Linked DNA regions of Homo sapiens: region 2 is linked to region 1. Evidence: chromatin contacts called from ENCODE POLR2A ChIA-PET data. All regions are on one chromosome and are shown on one strand. Each heading gives the region's core, a stretch centred on a gene start or an enhancer-like site at or near the end of the contact. The rest is flanking DNA. Distances are from core to core; before and after follow the strand shown.

What was found. ChIA-PET counts read pairs that join two places held with the same protein, here RNA polymerase II (POLR2A).
Region 2: POLR2A ChIA-PET joins it to region 1 with 10 read pairs in activated CD4-positive, alpha-beta T cell. The contact joins two enhancer-like sites. POLR2A ChIA-PET finds 5 or more read pairs at or near these places in 2 of 52 experiments (activated CD4-positive, alpha-beta T cell and naive thymus-derived CD8-positive, alpha-beta T cell).

The regions. Positions count from the first base shown.
Region 1 is chr5:151,233,095-151,237,706 of GRCh38, reverse strand. No RefSeq gene overlaps it. Among named protein-coding and RNA genes, the nearest start is that of CCDC69, 11 kb to the right of the region's middle. Within about 2 kb of position 2,831, at least 26 of the 41 ENCODE cell types and tissues checked have a DNase peak (open chromatin) inside an H3K27ac peak, as active enhancers do.
Region 2 is chr5:157,157,249-157,161,860 of GRCh38, reverse strand. It overlaps GARIN3 (golgi associated RAB2 interactor family member 3), which reads left to right. Exons shown (of 2, transcript NM_130899.3): 2 at 1-15. Among named protein-coding and RNA genes, the nearest start is that of GARIN3, 6.7 kb to the left of the region's middle. Within about 2 kb of position 2,485, at least 2 of the 41 ENCODE cell types and tissues checked have a DNase peak (open chromatin) inside an H3K27ac peak, as active enhancers do.

The sequences.
Region 1 (4,612 bases), core at 1,582-4,081:
AACAGCTTCATTGGCCGGGCGCGGTGGCTCACGCCTGTAATCCCAGCACTTTGGGAGGCCGAGGCGGGCAGATCACAAGGTCAGGAGATCAAGACCATCCTGGCTAACACGGTGAAACTGTCCCTACTAAAAATACAAAAAACTTAGCCTGGTGTGGTGGCAGGTGCCTGTAGTCCCAGCTACTCGGGAGGCTGAGGCAGGAGAATGGCGTGAACCTGGGAGGCGGAGCTTGCAGTGAGCCCAGGTAGGGCCACTGCACTCCAGCCTGGGCGACAAAGCAAGACTCCGTCTCAAAAAACAAAACAAAACAAAACAAAACAAAAACAGCTTTATTGAGGTATAAGTGATATACAAAAAAACTGCACATAGTTAATGTGAATAATTTGATGAGTTTGGACATATGCATACACCCATGAAACATCACCACAATGAAGGTAATAGACATATCCATCACTTCCAAAAGTTTCCTGTGCCCCTTTGGTTTTTGTTTGTTTGTTTGTTTTCATTTGTTTTTTTTTATGGTAAGAACACTTAACATGAGATCTACCCTCTTAAATTCTTAAGTGTGTAATAAAGTATTATTAACCATAGGCACTCTGTTGTACAGCAGATGTCTAGCACTTATTCATCTTGCATAACAGAAACTTTATACCCACTGAGCAACAACTCCCCGGTACCCTCCCCCATCAGCTCCTGACAACCACCATCCAATTCTCTGCTTCTAGGAGTTTGATTATTTTAGATATTTCTTATAAATGGCATCATGACTGGCTCATTTCACTTAGCATAATGTCCTCCAGGTTCATCCATGTTGTCACAAAAGACAAGATTTCCTTCTTTTTAAGGCTGAATACTGTTTCTTTTATCTTTTTCTTTTCTTTTCTTTTCTTTTTTTTTTTTTTTGAGACAGAGTCTCGTTCTGTCACCCAGGCTGGAGTACAGTGGTGTAATCTTGGCTCACTGCAGCCTCCACCTCCCAGTTTCCAGCAATTCTCCTGCCTCAGCCTCCCGGGTAGCTGGGATTACAGGCCCATGCCACCACACCCACTAATTTTGTATTTTCAGTAGAGACGAGGTTTCACCATGTTGGCCAGGCTGGTCTCAAACTCCTGACCTCAGGTAATCCACCTGCCTTGGCCTCCCAAAGTGCTGGAATTACAGGTGTGAGCCACCGTGCCCAGCCTGAATACAATTTCGTCATATGTGTACACCACATTCTCTTTACCCATTCGTCTGTTGATGGGCATTTAGGTTGTTTTCATATCTTGGCTATAGTGAATAATGCTGTAATGAACACAGGAGAGTAGATCTCTTTTCATGGGATGGCTGGATCATACAGTTCTATTTTTAATTTTTTCAGAAATCTCCATACTGTTTTCCACGGTGGCTGCACCATTTACATTCTCACCAACACTGCACAAGAGTGAAAGTCTCTTGAATCCTACCTAATCCTGACTCCTTTAAAGAATAACTTTTGGTCAGACACGGTGGCTTATGCCTGTAATCCTAGCACTTTGGGAGGCCGAGGTGGGAGGATCACGAGGTCAGGAGATCGAGACCATCCTGGCCAACATGGTGAAACCCTGTTTCTACTAAAAATACAAAAATTAGCCTGGTGTGGTGGTGCCCACCCGTAGTCCCAGCTACTTGGGAGGCTAAGGCAGGAGAATCGCTTGAACCCAGGGGGCAGAGGTTGCAGTGAGCTGAGATCGCACCACTGCACTCCCGCCTGGCGGCAGAACAAGACTCCATCTCAGAAAAAAAAAAAAAAGAAAAGAAAAGAATAACTTTTGCCTCTGAAAAGGGACTACGACGAAGATCTCTTCCAGTCCCAATCAAATCTAAGAGTCCATTCCCTCCAGACCCCTCCTCCAGCAGACCCTTGTACACTTTCTCCAACACACTTGACCAACGTTAGCTTCTGCTTGAACACCTCCCGCAATGGGGCACTCACTCCCTGTCAAGCCAGACCCCTGAATCTTTGACCAGTTGGAAGGCCTGCCTGCCTGCCTGCCTGCCTGCCTTCCTTCCTTTTTCAGAGTCTTGCTCTGTCACCCAGGCTAGTGTGCAGTGGCGTGATCTCAGCTTACTGCAACCTCTGCCACCCAGGTTCAAGCAATTCTCCTGCCTCAACCTCCTGAGTAGTCAGGATTACAGGCACCTGCCACCGCACCCAGCTAATTTTTGTAGTTTTAGTGGAGACGGGGTTTCGCCATCTTGGCCAGGCTGGTCTTGAACTCCTGATCTTGTGATCCACCCGCCTCAGCCTCCCAAAGTTCTGGGATTACAGGTGTGAGCCACCATGCCCGGCCTGGTCTTCCTTTCTTTCGAGGAGCTGGACTCTACATTCCTGGGTGCCTCTGCCTACCACTTGTAGCTTTCCAAGACAGCTTGGAAGACAGTTCATCTTCTCCAAGTGCTCCTGAGCCAAAAGAGCCTTGAGGAAGGAAGAGGAGGAATGGGGTGAACTGGAGGCTGCGTCCAGCCTTGCCCAGCTTCCAAGCCCTGCCTGAACTTAGGGTCCCCCAGAAATCCAGGTTCCCAAGGTTCCGTCCCTCCTCTGCAGCTGCTTCTTTAAGAAGCACCATGGGGGCTGGTCCTTGCTACTGTCCTTGGACCCTGTCCAGGGCCCTGATTTAAAAGGTATCGCAACGTTTTTAAAAAACAAACATGTGTTGTAACCCAAGGCCCTGGTAACCACAACACTGCCGGCCGCTAGCTGCCGCCTCCCAGGCTAAGAGTAGAGGAAACTGCTCTCCGCCTACCCAAAGGCACCCCACACTGCTGCGCACCGTAGTTACCTTATTATATCAGTCCGGGAGCTCTGTGAGGACAGGGCCTGAGCTGGCCCTCAAGGCTGCAATCCTTTTGCACCAAAGTGCCTTTGGGATCCTCACCCACACTCTCATGAACTATTCCAGTAGATACTTGACTGCTTCAGCACAGCGCTTCCTCGCCATTCTCCACGTGAGCCCCAGAGTGACCTTGGATACCACCAATCTGACCACACCACTCCCACTCCTACGGGATAAAGGAAAAATGTCTTGGCCAGGCCTTCAAGGCCTCTGCCTATCTGTATCTTCCTCGCTCTCTGCATTCCCCCAGTATTCCAGCTGCACTGAGCCTCCGAGGCCCCCCTGAAAGTGCCACTGGGCATAAAATGTTCTTCCCACTTTGTGGACAAGCAGAACCCCTGCTTAATCTACACAGCTCAGCTCAGACATCACATCCTTGGAGAAGCTGCCCCGACCTTCACTCTCCCAGACAGAGTTAATCACTGCTTTTGCTTCCATGGTATTTTTCCATAACCCTTGTTGCATTATTTGTCTACCTGGAATACAGGCAATGTAACCTCCTGCAAATATTTTGTTTAGCTTGCATGGTGATTTGTGTGCATGTGTTTGTGTAAAAGAGAAAGAGAGATTTTACATTTAAAAAGTGGGGGGTGGGGTTGCTGGACAAAGTGGCTCACACGTGTAATTCCAGACCTTTGGGAGGCTGAGGCAGGAGGATTGTTTGAGCCCAGGGGTTCGAGACCAGCCTGGCCAACATGGCAAAACCATATCTCTACAAAAAATACAAAAATTATCTGGGTGTGGTAGCATGCACCTGTAGTTCCAGCTACTCAGGAAGCTGAGACGAGAGGATCACTTGAGCCTAGCAGGTTGAGATTACAGTGAGCCATGATTGTGCCGTGCACTCCCGCTTGGGCAACAAAGCGAGACCTTGCCAAAAATAAAAATAAAAAAATTGAGCCGGGCATAGTGGTATGCACCTATAGTCCCAGCTACTTGGGAGGCTGAGGCAGAAGATCGCTTGAGCCCTGGAGTTTGAGGCTGCAGTGCACCATGATCGTGCCTGTGAATAGCCACTGCGCTCTAGCCTGGGCAACACATCAAAACCCTATCTCTTAAAAAAAAAGAAAAAAGATTTTCAGTTTCACTTAGAAAATTAGAAGGTCAGGCCAATCAGGGCCTCCATTTCCTTCTAACACCAATCCACTGCAGTGCAGCCACCTGTGCTCCTTTTGGTTTGGTATATGGCCCCCAGTTTGCACCTGTCCCCAACTTATACTAGCCTTTTTCTAATTTAGGTACCTACCTAGCCCTATAGACATTTGGGTTTTAACCTGCAGACCTAGGTATATCTCCCATATATTCTGGGCCACTCCGATTTACAAATATTATTCTACCTCCTTGTCCCTCTAAATGTCCCAGAAATTCCAATATTTTGGCGAACAGTAATGCATGAATAGAATCAGATCAATAAAAATATACATAAGTCACAAAATTTCTTTGCTACCTCATGTGGTCCAATTTTCAGTTTGGAAAGCCCAGTTGCTGACCTCACCATCCTCCAACTCTCATTCCCATTGTTTTATGTGGGTAAGACCCTCCCACTAGGGTAGAACAAGGAAGATGCATCAGGACCCAGGACCAGGAAATGCCAGGTTTCCCAGAAGAAGGGGTCAAGGCATAGTCGTCTGTTGGAAAACGGTTGCTTAAGTTATGATTACATAGCAGGCTATACAGGTTGAAAAATATTCACTTTTCAAATCAAAGAATGAAGTGGGCTGCTGGAAATGAGGATCCACTGAACAAGGCTATACAGT
Region 2 (4,612 bases), core at 1,236-3,735, 5.9 Mb before region 1:
TTTTATTGGAACATAGTCACAGACTTTCCTTTGCATATTGCCTATGGCTGCTTTCACGCTAAAAATGACAGCTCTGAGTAGTGGCAATGGAGACCATATGGCCCACAGAATCTAAAATATTATCTGGGCCTTTAAGAAAATGTGTGCTGACTCTTGATCTAATCTTAACAAGTCTTCCTCCAAGGTGTAGACAGTGGAGAAATTCTCACATATGCTTACCAGTAGACAACTAGGAGAATGTTTACAGTAAAACAAGTTGTAATAGCAAAACCCTGGAAATTGCCCAAATGTTCATCAAACAGGAGAGTTAATAAATTGTGGAATGGACTACAGTGCATAATCTACAATAGTGAAAATGAATAGCAGCTATACATGTTAGCATTGATAAATGTTTATTTTTTATTTTTTTGAGACAGAGTCTCAGTTTGTTGCCCAGGCTGGAGTGCAGTGGGATAATCTTGGCTCACTGCAACCTTGGCTGCCCAGGCTCCAGTAATTCTCATGCCTCAACCTCCGGAGTAGCTGGGATTACAGGCATGCACCACCATGCCCAGCTAAATTTTTGTATTTTTACTAGAGACAAGGTTTTGCCATGTTGGCCAGGCTGGTCTCGAATTCTTGACCTCAAGCAATCCGTCCTCCTCGGCCTCCCAAAGTGCTGGGATCACAGGCATGAGCCACCATGTGTGGCTGGCATGGATAAATCTTACATAATGTGGGATACTAAAAGCAAGTCACAAAAATATATATGATATAGTTCAATTTGTAGAACAGCTCAAAAATAAGATTCAACAATGGGATATATATTTGCTAAAAGTATAGAGAAAAACAAGGAAATGATAATCACAAAATTAAGGATAGTGACTATCTATAGGATAAAGGGAGAGATGTCTGATCTGAGGGGCACACACAAGGAGTTTCAACAGAATAGTGATTATTCTATTTCTTAAAGAAGAGGTTGTATTCATGGGGTGTTGTTACTGTATCTTTATTTTAATATCTCTGAAATCAGGATTGTTTTTAAATCTGTCAGCAAGGTGTCAATTGCATGTCACTATCACTGCCTTAGAAATGCCCTAATCAATTTATTTCACCAATGTTTTCCTTTTTACACATACACATGACAGATTTATGACAGAATATCTAAGTCTGAAAGATCTTTCAATAAGCATGAAATAAAAATTCTAAGTGACATAAAAAGTATTCAGAAACACGGAAAAATGTTTAAATATATTAAGAAGTAAAATAGTCCAAAATGCTGTGTACTAACATGATGTAAATTATGTGTTCGTGTGCAAGTTAATTCCCAGAATAAAAAAATCACACTACATTAGAAATGGGATTATAAATTTTAAAAACCTTTACTGTAAAAAAAAATTGTCTTTCCGTTTTTAAAAAACCTGTAAAATGAGTCCATGGAAAACATTAAATTATTAACACCAAATAATAAAATTTGGATTTGAGAAAAATGATTCTGGGAGCCATGTAAGTCCAGGAGGGGAGCACCTGCCCAGCCTTGCAAGTCTTTGCTCATTCTCTGCAGCAGCAGTACCTTGGAGGACAGAAGTTGGGTTTCCGGCAAAACTTAGGGACCTTTTCTGAACACCAAATATGTGTAGCCAAGATGGAGGAGGTGAGAAGCGACGTATTCTGGGAGGAGCGGTGGCTTGTCAGTATCAGGGGAATCCCTTCTCAGTTGCTCTAGTGGGTGGCTGGAAAATCTCATCTTGTGATTTTTGATAAATACCATAGAGGCTGAGATTAAGATGTTCTGGGAGTTGACTCTTGAAACAGTGGGTACAGGTAGAAGGAGAGAGAAAGAGAGAGAGGCACATACTCTAAAGTCTGAGAGGGCCTTTGGGAAAGCCACCCGGGAATGTGAAAGGTTGGCAGGTGGGGTAGAGGAGAGAGATAAAAGGAAACTCCTTTCAAAGCCTTTGGTCTGGAGTTCCAGGTTTACAGCTATGCCAGAGTCTGAATTATCCTAGCTACAAACGGTTTAATCTCATAATTGTGTAGACTATGGCTTTATCTTTTGTCTTTCTTCTAGTCTTGTTTTATACACCCTCCCCTGTCTGAGGGCTTCTTCAGCATGAATATAGTTTATCCACCCAAATGCAATTTAAGTAAAGTAGAGATGGGGACTTGCCCACCACAGCGTGCTGTGCCATGCACTTTCTCTGCATTTCCTTTTCTATCTTGATACTTCATCAAGAGATAGATGCATAAATACCTATGTATTTCAAAGCAACAGGCCTCTTCCTCAGAGGGAGTTATCAATTGGGGCATCAAGTCAATACCCCTATCAGATAAAAGCCAATATTTTTAACGGCAATATTTGTCACCATGGTAACAATTCTGCTGCTGCAAGTGCAATGAGACAGTGGATGGTCGATTACTAACCAATGTTCCAAACTTAAAGTCTGGCATTACACACATAAGAACAAAGATGACAAAGCGATATTTTGCCAAAAGCAGTATAAGATCACTCATGCAGTTGTCATGTTAGGGTGGAGTCTTTGAAGCAGAGGAAACTGGTCTATGGTGAGAAGAAGCAAGGTGCCTCAAAATGTCAAATGCCATCATGGCTGGCAGGGCAAGAACGGAAGGCGAGATGCTAGAGGGAGCAGCAGGGGACAGACTGTGCAAGGCTTTGAGGTTCGCATATGCTACTTTGACTTCTGTCCTTAGTAATGAGAAGCCACTGAAACATTTTAAGTTGAGGAGTGACTTGATCAGATTTGTATTTTGTAAAGGTCACTGTAGTTGCTGTGAGAAAAAAATATTTGGGAAGGTAGTTGTTAATATGTGTCCTTATGTAATTCCTGTCTTTTGCTGCAGGATCTATAAAATGAGATTACAGGAGATGTTTTGAAAGACATGTTCCCATTAGAAATGTCCATGTGATGGCTGGGTGCTGTGGCTCATGGCTGTAATCCCAGCACTTTCGGAGGCTGAGGCTGGCGGATCACCTGAGGTAAGGAGTTCGAGACCAGCCTGGCCAACATGGTGAAACACTGTCTCTACTAAAAATACAAAAATTAGCCAGGCAGGTGGTGCATGCCTGTAATCCCAGCTACTCAGGAGGCTGAGGCAGTAGAATCTCTTGAACCTGGGAGGTGGAGGTTGCAGTGACCAAGATCGGCCATTGCACTCCAGCCTGGGTGGCAGAGCGGTACTCTGTCTCAAAGAAAAAAAAAAAAAAAGAAATATCCATGTGGGGTATACGTGGTGATGCACTATCAAGACCCTCCTTCAATGAAGGACTTGTGTCCTCAGTTGCTGAGAATGCTGCCGGCAGACAAGTTTCAGCTGGCAGTGAGTTTGGAAATTGTGCCAGTTGCAGAGATTTCTTTCACCCAATGTGATGCTCTTTCCAGAGCCCACATCAAGAACTGAGTGATGCAGAGTATGAAAGTCTGGCTGTCAGCCCAATACAGACCAAGTCTGAAGGGCTATTCTAGTTCCAGAGCTTCCTGAGGAGCCTGCATCAAAATTCACCTTCCTTCCCTGTGTACTCCTACTTCCACCCTTTTCCCTTCCACAGGTGCTGGTCCTAAGAGCACTCCTTAACAAACATCCTTCCCACAAAACTCTGTCTCAAAATCCGCTTCACAAAGAACACAACTTACAACACTATGTCAGTGTAATGCGCTGGGGTCACCTCCTTGAGACTTCACTAACCTTATGAAAAGTGTTGATGATAGCCAGGAAGGATATAACGTAGCATATACAATTTTGAATTTAAATAATTTTAAAACTAGGTATATTTGCTTACTGCCAAATTAATTGGTCTATTTTAGAAAATTCAAAACATGTAGAGATAAAAAAGGAAACAAATATTTAATTGATTGCTTCGATAATTCACTTCTTACTGCTTCCAGAAAGTTGGAGTAGACGTGTTTTTCTCTGTTCCTCCTGATCAGTACAACTAAAGATTTTGAACATTACATATAAAACAAACAGCAGAAGACTTGAAAGGTGGAAAGAAAGCTAGGAACTTCAGGAACTGAGGAACAACATGCTGGTTATTTCCCTGGGTTTTATGTTTGTTTGGTTAATTTTTGCCTCATATATTCCACAACCTGGAGGTGAAGAAGCTGGAACCACCTATACCAAAAAAATCCCAACAAAAAATATGATCAGGAAAAAATAAATAAATAAATAAATAAAATAAATAAATAAAGGGCCAGGACAGGGGCAGCCAAGAAAAGCAGAAAACTTTTACACAAACACAAACTTCAGCCAAACATCACAGAAAAGAAAAAAAAAAAAAAAGCTGTGGCCCCACCCTCACTCATGACAGCAAAGGCTGAGTTGGAGTTGAGATTAACATCCTCATGAGGCTATAACGAGGCCTCCTATACCCCAAGTGTGTAGTATCAGAGAATGCCAAGGAAGGAGCTTGGACTTTGACTTTCACTCCTGATAGCTGGTAATGAAGCCCTTCCCTCCTCTTCCCTGTGCTAGTGGTGTCCATATGGGGAGTTGGAACTCCCACCCTTGCCCAGTAGTCATGGTAAGTCCACCCTGGGGGCCAAGTAGGGAACCTGAACTGCTATAGAAGTAACGAGGTGGCACACCCCCTCCCCATCTCCTGCTGGAGTAGAGT